2 separate regions of the Homo sapiens genome follow, and region 1 is linked to region 2. Evidence: read pairs that join two places in POLR2A ChIA-PET (ENCODE). Cell type or tissue: Panc1. All regions are shown on one strand. Links, peaks and the distances in the headings refer to the core of each region. The heading gives the core; the rest is flanking DNA. Region 1 has its middle 100 kb from the start of EPC2. Region 2 has its middle 58 kb from the start of KIF5C.

Evidence for each region. ChIA-PET counts read pairs that join two places held together with the same protein. Peaks named below come from ENCODE experiments on the same cell type or tissue, not always from the same donor. Only the 100,000 strongest peaks of a DNase experiment are listed, where the experiment ranks them.
Region 1: POLR2A ChIA-PET joins it to region 2 with 7 read pairs; 1 of 35 experiments calls an interaction of 5 or more read pairs at or near these places.

The regions. Positions count from the first base shown.
Region 1 is chr2:148,539,121-148,544,496 of GRCh38, forward strand. No RefSeq gene overlaps it. Among named protein-coding and RNA genes, the nearest start is that of EPC2, 100 kb to the right of the region's middle. RefSeq lists a silencer at 3,688-3,881. In Panc1, for the core only: no CTCF peak of the experiment used is centred there; a DNase peak (open chromatin) is centred at 3,003.
Region 2 is chr2:148,814,283-148,819,658 of GRCh38, forward strand. No RefSeq gene overlaps it. Among named protein-coding and RNA genes, the nearest start is that of KIF5C, 58 kb to the right of the region's middle. In Panc1, for the core only: no CTCF peak of the experiment used is centred there; no DNase peak of the experiment used is centred there; H3K4me3 peaks cover 1,100 bases; H3K27ac peaks cover 2,556 bases.

The DNA.
Region 1 (5,376 bases), core at 202-5,201, 280 kb before region 2:
CGCAGAAGGCACCGGTCAGGCCCCTTGGGCTCAGCCCCCAAGACATAGCTGTGCACGTCACCTCTTGAATCCGTCCAGGCAGCTTTCGAGCTCAGAAATCCACAGACGATTCTCTCCAGGTACACACAACCAGCTCCATATTATTACACCAAAGAACAGTCGGCCTTGAAGAGGAAGAGCTCAAAGTCACATGGCTACGTCCAAACCTAGGCTGCTGAACTCCGCCACACTGCACCAGCTGACACTGTCCCACGCTTACCACCTGCTCCCCCACCCATCTCCGATATGGCAGGGCCCCCAGAGCCCCTGTAACCAGGCCCATCTGTAGGACGCCTTGATTTCTCAGCCATCCTGGCTAGGGCCAGATGCTGGCCACTGTGCTCTCTCTCTCTCTCTTTTTTTTTTTTTTTTGCTTTGAGACAGAGTTTCGCTCTGTCACCCAGCTGGAGTGCAGTGGTGCGAACTCGGCTCACTGCAACCTTTGCCTCCCAGATTCAAGCAATTCTCCTGCCTCAGCCTCCCTAGTAGCTGGGATTATAGGTGTCCGCCACCACACCCAGCTAATTTTTGTATTTTTAGTAGAGATGGGGTTTCACCATGTTGGCCAGGCTGGTCTCGAACTCCTGATCTCATGATCCACCCGCCTTGGCCTCTGAAAATGCTCAGGTGATCTGCCCCCCTCAGCCTCCCAAAGTGCTGGGATTACAGGCATGAGCCACTGTGCCCGGCGACTGCATTTCCTGGCAGAACACTCTCAGCTCTTCCACACGGAACTGCAGGATAAAGCAACTCTGATTTTTCCAGAGAGGCACATGGAAATGAGCTTCAGGTGTCTGTGGTTGACTCTGAAGAAAGGGAGTGGAAATGAAGCTCCCCTTACCCTGAGAAGGAGGCCGACAGCCGTCCATGGAGGAGAAGCTGCCTTCCCCCACGGCCACATCTCCCTTCAGGAAGGTGAGCTACTCCAAGTGCCCATGTCCTTCCAAGGGAAGAAACCAGTGGCTCCCACGCATGGGCCCTCATGGGAACCTCACCCCACCCCCGGCATCCCAGCTGTGGTTTCTCCCACCAGACCTCTTTCTGCAGCCCAGGAGAGACACTGACTTGGGAACCTCCAAGGCTTCCACATACTACTGAGGAGGCAGGAAGGGGACAAGGACGCCCTCTCCCCTGGCGTGCAGTGCAGGGGGAACAGGAAATGGCTCCGGCCTTTCTTCCTCTCAGCCTACGCTTTCTGTTTGAAGTCTGTAGTCTGTATCTTTGAGTGACACCAACATTTTAGAACAAAGAGTAAGAAAAAAGTCTGCTTGTGTGGAGAATGTCCAGAATTCTAACCGAGACATTTTCTCTCTGGAAGGCAACAGCCTTGCTTCCAGGTTCCAAACCGGACTCTGTCTACATCCATTTCTTTCCATATTCTGTCCCCGCCAGCAGGAACTTTGTAGGTGTGAAGCTCCGTAGATGCTTAATTAAGAGGCCAAAGAGAGTCTCGAGGGGGTAGTTGGGGCCACACCTGATAGGCAGCCAGCCGATATTTATTTCCTAATCATTGATTGTGTGCCAGGCACTGTGACAGCTGCTTGGGATGGAGTGTGGAGCACCGTGAACAAAATCTCTACCCTTTTAATTGAATGAGGAAGAAAGTTTCCATTACATTGAATATTTGAAGGAGACAGGCAAGATACAGTGGGTGCATGTAAAGAGGATGGGACTTAGCTGGAAGTGGGAGACAGAGGAAGAAAACTTCTCCTCCAAGAGGTGATATGTAAGATAGAACATAAAGGAGTTGGGACTGTGGAATGAAGGGGCAAGTGGAGAGCTAACAGCTCCAAACCGAGGCATCAGCCTAGGTGGAAAGCCTGAGGTGGGAGAATGGGGTGTGTGGCTTGGAGTCAAATGTCCCAGGCATCTAATGGTGATGGGAGGAATGTGGGCATCGGCGTGGAGAACACTGTGGGCAGTGGGAAGTAACTGGCAGCTTCCAGGAAAGGAAAAGACATTATGAGATTTGCATTTTTGAAGGATCGTTCTGGCTTTTGTGGAAAGAACTGAGTAGGCAAGCAGCAGCAATCAATTCAGAGACCATTAGGAAATATTTCAATTGTCCGGATGAGAGATACTGATGATTTGCACCTGGGTGGTGGCAGCGATGGTGGGAAGGACAGGACAATTCATCAGAGACTGAGGAGCTAATATAGTGAAAAGTTGGGGCTTGGCTGCCTGCAGTGGGCATGAGAGAGAGGAGAGTCCAGGACAACCCCTGCTCTCAGGTTTCCCCAGGTTATAAATTGCATCCTGAAATGCTCAACACCAGCTCTTACTGGAAACCAAAGGAGAGCTCTCTGCTTTATGAATGACCCCTAAATTTCAGCCTTGCTGCGGCTCAGTTCAATGATACCATCCGCTGGATTTCAAGTCCACTTAAGCATGAGACTTGGAGGAGGCGGAAGACCAGCAACTCCATCTCTAATATGGGGGACAAGCCAGAGCCCTTTGCAGGCTGCACGCCCTCCCCTGCCACGGGAACTCCTGGTCCGACAGCCAAGCCTTAGTATAGCCTCCTACTCCTGCTAATGCCCTTTCTCAGCATCTCATGATAATAAAAATAGATTTGCGTCATTTCTGTTATGAATATTCTGTCAGGGAAAGGGTGCCATAGGTATTTGTTATTGAACTAAACTGGGGTTCATTTACCCGCTGCAGCAAAGCCAAACACTGGTATCAGGATTGCAGCAAGAGAAAGTGAGGCATTTATTGCAGGGCGCCAAACAAGGAGAATTGGGCAGCTAACTCCCTGAACTCCCTGATGGCTTACAGGTAAGGGTTTTTAAAAGCGAAGAGGCAGAGGTTACAGGCAAAGTCATAAATCAGTGCATGGAGGTTATACACTGATTTGACCTAAAAAGGCTTGACATCTCAAAGAGGGTCAGAGGTGGATTCAAAGATTTTCTGATCTGCAAGTGGTTCAGGAGGCAAAGCTTTGTCTAAAAATTTGAGCTCAGCAGCCTGGGCAACAAAGCAAGACCCTGTCTACACACACACACACACACACATACATATATAAATTGGTGCAACGGCTCACACTCATAATCACAGCTCTCAGGAGGTTGAGGCAGGAGGATTGCTTGAACTCAGGAATTGGAGGCTGCAGTGAGCTATGATCACCACTGCCCTCCAGCCTGGACGATAGAGTGAGACTCTATCTAAGATAAAAAAATAAAATAATAAAATAAACTTGGGATCAGTAGGAAAGAGTGTTAGTTCTGGCCTAGGGTTGTGACCTCCTCCAGGGCCCTGAGGAAGAAATTGACAGTAGTCAGAGTTCAGTCCTCAGTTCCCCCTTATCTGAGGTCTTTGTGCCAGTGGATGCAAAGTCTGCAGGAGACTGGGTGTCTAAACAAAGTCTGCAGGAGACTGGGTGTCTAAACAACCACTCGGGGGCACGTGTTAAGATGCGTTCTTTAATTTCTAGAGGGAACCAAACATCCCATGATTCTAGCTCCTTGGCTGTTCTTTTAACCTACTATTTACCTTCTTGCTTATCAAGTTGCTTACTTACTTCTCAGGGCCAGCTAGGTGCCTAGAATTCCCCTTGAGGAAACCCAGGAGTTTCCTTTGTTTCCATGTTTTTTGGCGATGGCGAGGTGCCTGCTAGGCCTCTAAGAGGGTTCCCTCCTTTGTCTCATTCTCACAGCAATCCACAGCAGCAAAGGCCGGGCACAAGTTTCCTATCAGCCCCTTGGAAGGTGACACTTAATCTTGTGTCCGGAACTTCAAGTTAATGTCATTCAAAGCAGGATGGTGTGACATTAGGAAAAACTGTCTGGGTCGAAATGGTGCCAGGGTATGCCAATGTTTCCACCTTCTGAGAGACCCCTCGTACCACTGCCTGCCTCCTGCATTCCAAACAACACGGGTGACTGCAGGATCCGGGGTCCCCTCCCTTTTCTCTCAAAATAAGGAAACGGAGATCCAAAAAGGTTTAATAGCTCATTCCACCAGTTAGGGAGAATGCTCACTCAGCCTTGGGTTTGTTAGAAGAGTCTTGGTTACTTACAAAGATTTATCTCTTTGTTGTAAAAAACACAGTGGCTTGAAGGATATGAAAATTTATGACATAGGAGGCTGAGTTGGGCTTATCACTTGAGGTCAGGAGTTTGAGATCAGCCTGGCCAAAATGATAAAACCCATCTCTATGAAAAATACAAAAATTAGCCAGGCGTGGTGTTGGGAGCCTGTAGTCCCAGCTACTCGGGAGACTGAGACAGGAGAATCGCTTGAATCCGGGAGGTGGAGGTTGCAGTGAGCCGAGATTGTACCACTGCACTCTAGCCTGGGCAACAGAGTGAGACTCTGCCTCAAAAAAAAAAAAAAAGAAAGAAAGAAAAAAGGATGAAAATTTATCCTTGAGGGGAATTGAGCGATAAGGTGGCCTTCAGGGTTGTTTGATCTGTCAGCTCAACACTGCTGCCGAGGACTTGGGCTTCTCCCAGCTTTCTGCTCTGCTGCTTAGCACATTGGCTTCATCCTGAAGCTGGTTTTCTTCCAGGTTGCAGCATGGTTGCTGGTGGTACCTGAGGCCACCTCCTTTCTCCCTCCTGTCTAGCTGAGTAGGAGAGTAGGGAGAACAGTTCTCAGAGACCCACCAAACCTCTCCTTCTATGCCGCGTCCTTCTAGAACTAATCATCGGCAGGAAGGTTGGGCTCACTCTGATGGGCTGAGACTAATCAGGGCTGGAGGTGGGAATGGGTCACCTTCCCTTGAGACACAGGGCTGTGTGTGAGGAGATGACACCTGCATGAAATCAAGCGGTTATTTTAGGAAACAGCAAAGGAGCAAGAGATTCTGGGTGACCATCCCAGGGCCCAGTACAAGCTCTGACTGTGATGGACACTACAGGGCTACAGAAAAATATTGTTTTATTTACTTTTTAAACACTTTATCATGGAAATTTTCAAACATATAAAAAGTGGACAAAATAGCATAACAGATCATCCTGTACACATAATCCAGTCTCAATAATTATCAACTCAGAGCCTATTTTTTAAATCAATTTTCCTGCCCACGTTCCTCTCCAATGTATTAAAATCTCAGATATCAGCCAGGCACAGTGGCTCAGGCCTATAATCCCAGAACTTCGGGAGGCCAAGGCAGGCAGATTTCTTGAGCCCAGGAGTTCAAGCCCAGCCTGGGCAACATGGCAAAACCCCATGTCTACAAACAAACAAAAATTGGCTGGGCATGGTGACACACACCTGTAGTCCCAGCTACTTTGGAGGCTGAGGTGAGAGGTTTGCTGCTTGACTCTAGGAGGTCCAGGCTATAGTGAGCCAAGATCGTACCACTGCACTCCAGCCTGGGTGTCAGAGTAAGAC
Region 2 (5,376 bases), core at 121-5,120:
CAGGCGTGGTGGCACAGGCCTGTAGTCCCAGCTACTGGGTGGGGTGGAGGTGGGAGGATCACCTGGGCCAGGAAACTGGAGGCTGCAGTGAGCTGAGATTGTGTCACTACACTCCAGCCTGGGTGACAAAGTGAGACCCTGTCTCAAAAACAAACAAACAAGCAAACAAAAACAACCAAAAAACCTTTCTTCATAATGAAATCGCCTTTGTAAAATTTGTGACAATGAGAGAAATCTGACAGAAATTATGGCAATGAGAAAAATCTGACCCAAATGACTCCGTCTTGCTTCTAATCTCACAAGCTAACTGCCTTTGCTCCTTCCTGGGTGTAGGCCAAGCTAAACAGGAGAGGAATTTAGTTTATAGTTTCACTTTAAAACAAAGATCATAACTGCCCCTTCCTGAAACTAACCCCCACCTTGCTCAGGGACCAAAATTGCCTTTGTAAAACCAATAAAAAATTAGCAACGAGGATAGAATGGGGTTTAGTAGTTGTGTGGCCAGAGGTCACAAGATTTGTAACCTCCCCCAAACGCTTCTATAGAGAACACCACTTTTGTAAAAACTAAAACTGGCATCTGAGGTACCTTTCAGACCTTGCATTCTGATAGACCAGCTGGCACCACCCGGACCAGTAACCCATACCATGGAACTGGCTCGACTGGTCTTATGACCCCCACCCCGGAATGGACTCAGCACAAGAAGATAGCTTCGACCCCCATGATTTCAGCCTCCAACCTACCAATCAGCACTCCCCATTCCTTGGCTGCCTGCCCACCAAATGATCCCTGAAAAACTCTAGCCTCCAAATTCTTGGGGAGATGGATTTAAGAGCTAACTCTCATTCTTCCACTTGGCTGGCCCTGTGATTATTAAACTGTTTATTTGCTGCAAAAAAACAAAAAAAAAAAAACCAAAAAAAAAAAACCGCTGCTATTCTCAGTGCATTGGCTTTGGCAATTACAATGAGTCATTTCGGTGTCTGTGTGTCTTACCAGACCTGATCAGAACAAATCCCTTAAAACACCTTGTTCTGGAGCTCATCTTCTCTTTCATCTACTGCCCCCCTCAACCCTGGCATTCGCCTTCATATCTCTTCTTTGCTCTGAGGATGAAGCTTCTATTTATTTCAGCTCCTGTTTCCTGAGCAGGGCTACCATGTACTGTTGTGCAGGTTGTACACAGCAGCCAGTTAGGGTTGATCTCCGGACTGATCCTGAGATCCTCCCTGTGGCCATCTCACCTAACTCTATCCCACCATGTAACCCTTCCAGACGCATTTGCAGACCCCATGCCTGTGAAACAGAGGGCAGGATCCTATTCAGGCAGCTGCTTTATCATTGCACTGGGTGGATCCTGCTTCCACAGGGAAGGCAGAAAAGATGTGCTCCTCTACCTCCTCAGCCTCTCTGCCTCCGGTGTTCTCACCTTCACCCCCTCCACCTCCACTCCCATCCCCATTTACACTAGGGAGGAAATGACTGCAATAGCTTAAAGCAGGGTCCTTCCCTGCCGCCCTCCTGCCTGTAATCCAGCAGGGCTCAAAATTTCCAAGATGATTTTCTGGAGTCCAGACTACGTCAATGGTTCTCAAACTTTAAATTGAATTAGAATCACCTGGAGGACTTGTTAAAATGCAGATTACTGCCCCCCCCACCCCCCCCACTGCACCCCACCAAGTTTCTGACTCAGAAAGTCTGAGACAAGCCCTGGGAATCTGCATTTTTACTACATCCCAGGTGATGCTGTTGTCTCAGAGACCATACTTTGAAAACCACTGCTCTAGATGCAGTGCTTCAGGCCTCAGCTGCTACTCGAGGTGCCCCTGAACCCTGTCTTCATTCCGGAAACAAGCCTCTCTGTTCTGCAACGCATGGTGCCTGAGCTTTCTGGGGAGAGATTCTGTTCTGAGGTGGATTATTTTGTTCCCCCTCAGCAGTTCTTACACATTGCTCAATGAAAGCTTGTTGGCCAGGAACAAATATCCAATATTGTTCTATATACGCTGTGGTTTTAAACATTTTTACATTTTTTTTTAGAGACAGGTTCTTGCTTTGTCGCCCACGCTGGAGCAGTGGCACAATCATAGCTCACTGCAGCTTCCACATCCTGGGCTCAAATGATCCTCCCACTTCAGCTTCCAAGTAGCTGAGACTACAGGTGTGCCATCTCACCAGGTTGATTTTTAAAAATTCTTCGTCGAGACAGGATCTTGCTTTGTTGCCCAGGCTGGTCTTGAGCTACTACTGGCTTTGAGCGTCCTCCTGCCTTAGCCTCCCAAAGTGCTGGGATTATAGGTGTGAGCCACCATACCTAGCCGTCTGTGTTGTTTTTCATTTGTTTGTTTTTTGTTTGTTTGTTTTTGAGACAAAGTCTCACTCTTGTCCCCCAGGCTGGAGTGCAATGGCACGATCTCGGCTCACTGCAACCTCCGCCTCCCAGGTTCAAGCGATTCTCCTGCCTCAGTCTCCCGAGTAGCTGGGATTACAGGTGCCTGCCACCACGCCCCGTTAATTTTTGTATTTTTAGTAGAGACAGGGTTTCACCATGTTGGCCAGGCTGGTCTCGAGCTCCTGACCTCAGGTGATCCACCCTCCTTGGTCTCCCAAAGTGCTGGGATTACAGGCATCAGCCACCGTGCCTGGCCGCTGTCTGTGTTTTTGACACTGAAGTGATGGTGGTAATTTTCAAAGCTCTACAGAAATACTCATTAAATTCCCCCTACCCTCAGCTGAGTGAGACTAGGGTTCTGATTCTAGGACAAATAAGGATCTTTGGGGCTCATTGCTATGAGCTATAAATGTCCCAGGGAGAAAAATCAAGTAGGGTCTTATTTTAGAGAAACCTATCTCTGCCTGGCTCTCTCTCCTTTCCCACTTGATAAAGATATTGGCTTTTCAGAACTCCCAGCTCAGCTTCTGAAAGCCACAGTGGTATGAGTGGAGCACTGAAAAGAAAAGCAGGAACCCCTCCCCCACTTGGTGCCAGCTTTCCTTGGAGAGCGGGGAAGCATCATTAAATGACAGCAAGTTGAAAATTGTCAGCGAGATAGGCTATTTGCATGCGACATTGAAACCTCTATGCAATCGTCATTTCCGAGTTGTGACTGCCTGTCTGCAAGGACACATTGGATGGTTCCCAGATCACTGCAGCCTCCAAAATTGGACCTGGTTTTATGAGCTGACGTCTGGATATGATGTCTCCTGGGAAAGTGGGGGTGGAGGAGAGAGAAGATTTTAAAGAGCTCCTTAAATTAAAACCCAAAGCATCTCCAGTCTGCACAGTGAGAACTGCGTCAGCCAGGCACACTTTCTCTTTGCACAGCCTGTAAATGATGCTGAGAGATGGTCTCCCGGACTGCCTGTCATTTAACTCTTTCTGCACTGGGGGACAGGGCAATCTTCTGGAGCCAAACTGTATGATGCAGCAGGGAGCTCAGAGCACATTTTGAATCAGAGTTTCTGATCCCTAGAATCACTCGATGAACTTTTAATTTTTTATCTATCTATTATCTATCTATCTATTTATTTTATACCCCAATTTTGTGATTCCAATGAGCTTTAAAAAGTTACCCATACCTGGGCCTCCTCCTCAGATCAATTAAATCAAAATTTCTGAGATTGGAGCCTGGGCATTAGTAATTTTTACCTCGCCTGCATTTTAGGTAACTCAAATGTGCAGCCATTATTGAACCCCATTGCTTAAAGTCTTTCTGTTTCTTACTGGCTGGGTGATATTGGGAGGTTGTTTAGCTGCTTTCCCTATTGATTCAATGTGGTGACTGTTATTTGCCTCCCAGAATTGTCGTGAGTAGCATAGGAGGTATAAAGAGCTTAGCACAGTAGAGGGCTCACAGTAAGTGCTCAATAAACGGTGTATTCTATTTGAGCTTAGGTTAGCAATTGAGGGAAGACCTGGAGCCTAGAAATATAGTGGAAAATAAAATTGAAAACAAAGTCTAAGGAAGTGTAATGGCAAGCTATGGATTAGGAGAAAATATTTATAATACATATATGTGATTAAAAAAAAACCTGGTACCCAGAATATAGAAAGAATCCCTATAAATCAGGGATAAAAGGATAAACAACATAGGGTCAAAAGACTTAAGATACCTCAGAAAAGACATGAGATTATCCAATAAGTGCATGCAAAGATGTTTAACATCACTAGTTGTGAGGGAAATGCAAATTAAAATCACGAGAGATCACACCCATTGTAACAGCTGAAATTCGAAAGACTGACAATATCAAGTATTGGTTACAACACGAGTGTAATTCAAGTCAGTTATTCCTATGAATGATTGGAATGCTTATTCATCATGGGTAGAAGCGTAAAATGGTACAATCACTTTGTCAAGCTGTTCAGTAGCTTCTCATAAAGCATATACAATGTCTTTGAGAAGTTCATGAAAAATGCATATTATGAAAAAACTATGCATGGATTTCAAAAAAATTTTGCCGCCAAATAAACTCATACTAATTTGTTGTAACTTGTCTGAACAGGATCTAGTTTGAGGCATTTAGAAGGATAAGACATCAGTTTGGAAATAGTCCCTATTAGAGCAACATCAATTCTGTTAAAATTGAAGCAAGAACAAACATCAAATTGATGATGAGTCTTAGGTGGCAGAATGGTGAAATCACTGATGTTTCATGAAAAATTTATGGGGGCAGTATCCTCAAATAAATCAGTTTACAAATATATAACTAATATAAGAAGGGACAAGATGATGTTGAATATAAAGCCTGGAACAGCAGACAATCCACATAAATTTGTGAGGGAAAAATTCATCTTGTTTGTGTCCTGATTGCAGAGGATTGATGATTAATAGTACAAACAATAGCCAAGACCATTGACATCTCAATTGGCCCAATGTGCACAATTCTGACTGAAATTAAAGTTGAGCAAACTTTCCACTAGATGAGTGCCAAAACCGTTGTTCCCAGATCAGCTGCAGACAAGAGCAAAATGTTCAATGGGAATATAAAACAAGCGGGATCAAGGCCGTGAAGCATTTTTTTCAAAGAATTGTAACAGGAGATGAAACGTGGCTCTACCAGTACAATCCTGAAAACAAAGCACAATCAAAGCAATGGCTGCTAAGGATGGAAGTGGTCTAGTCAAAGCAAAAGCAGACAGGTCAAGAGCAAAGGATATGGCAAGAGTTTTTTGGGCAGCTCAAAGACTTTACTTAGTGACTTCCTGGAGAGCCAAAGAATGACAACATCTGCTTATTGTAATAGTATTTTGAGAAAGCCAAAGCTTTAGCAGAAAAACACCTGGAAAATCTCCACTACAGAGTCCTTCTCCACTACACCAATGCTCCTGCTCCTTCCTCTTATAAAACTAGGGCAATTTTGTGACAGTTTCAATGG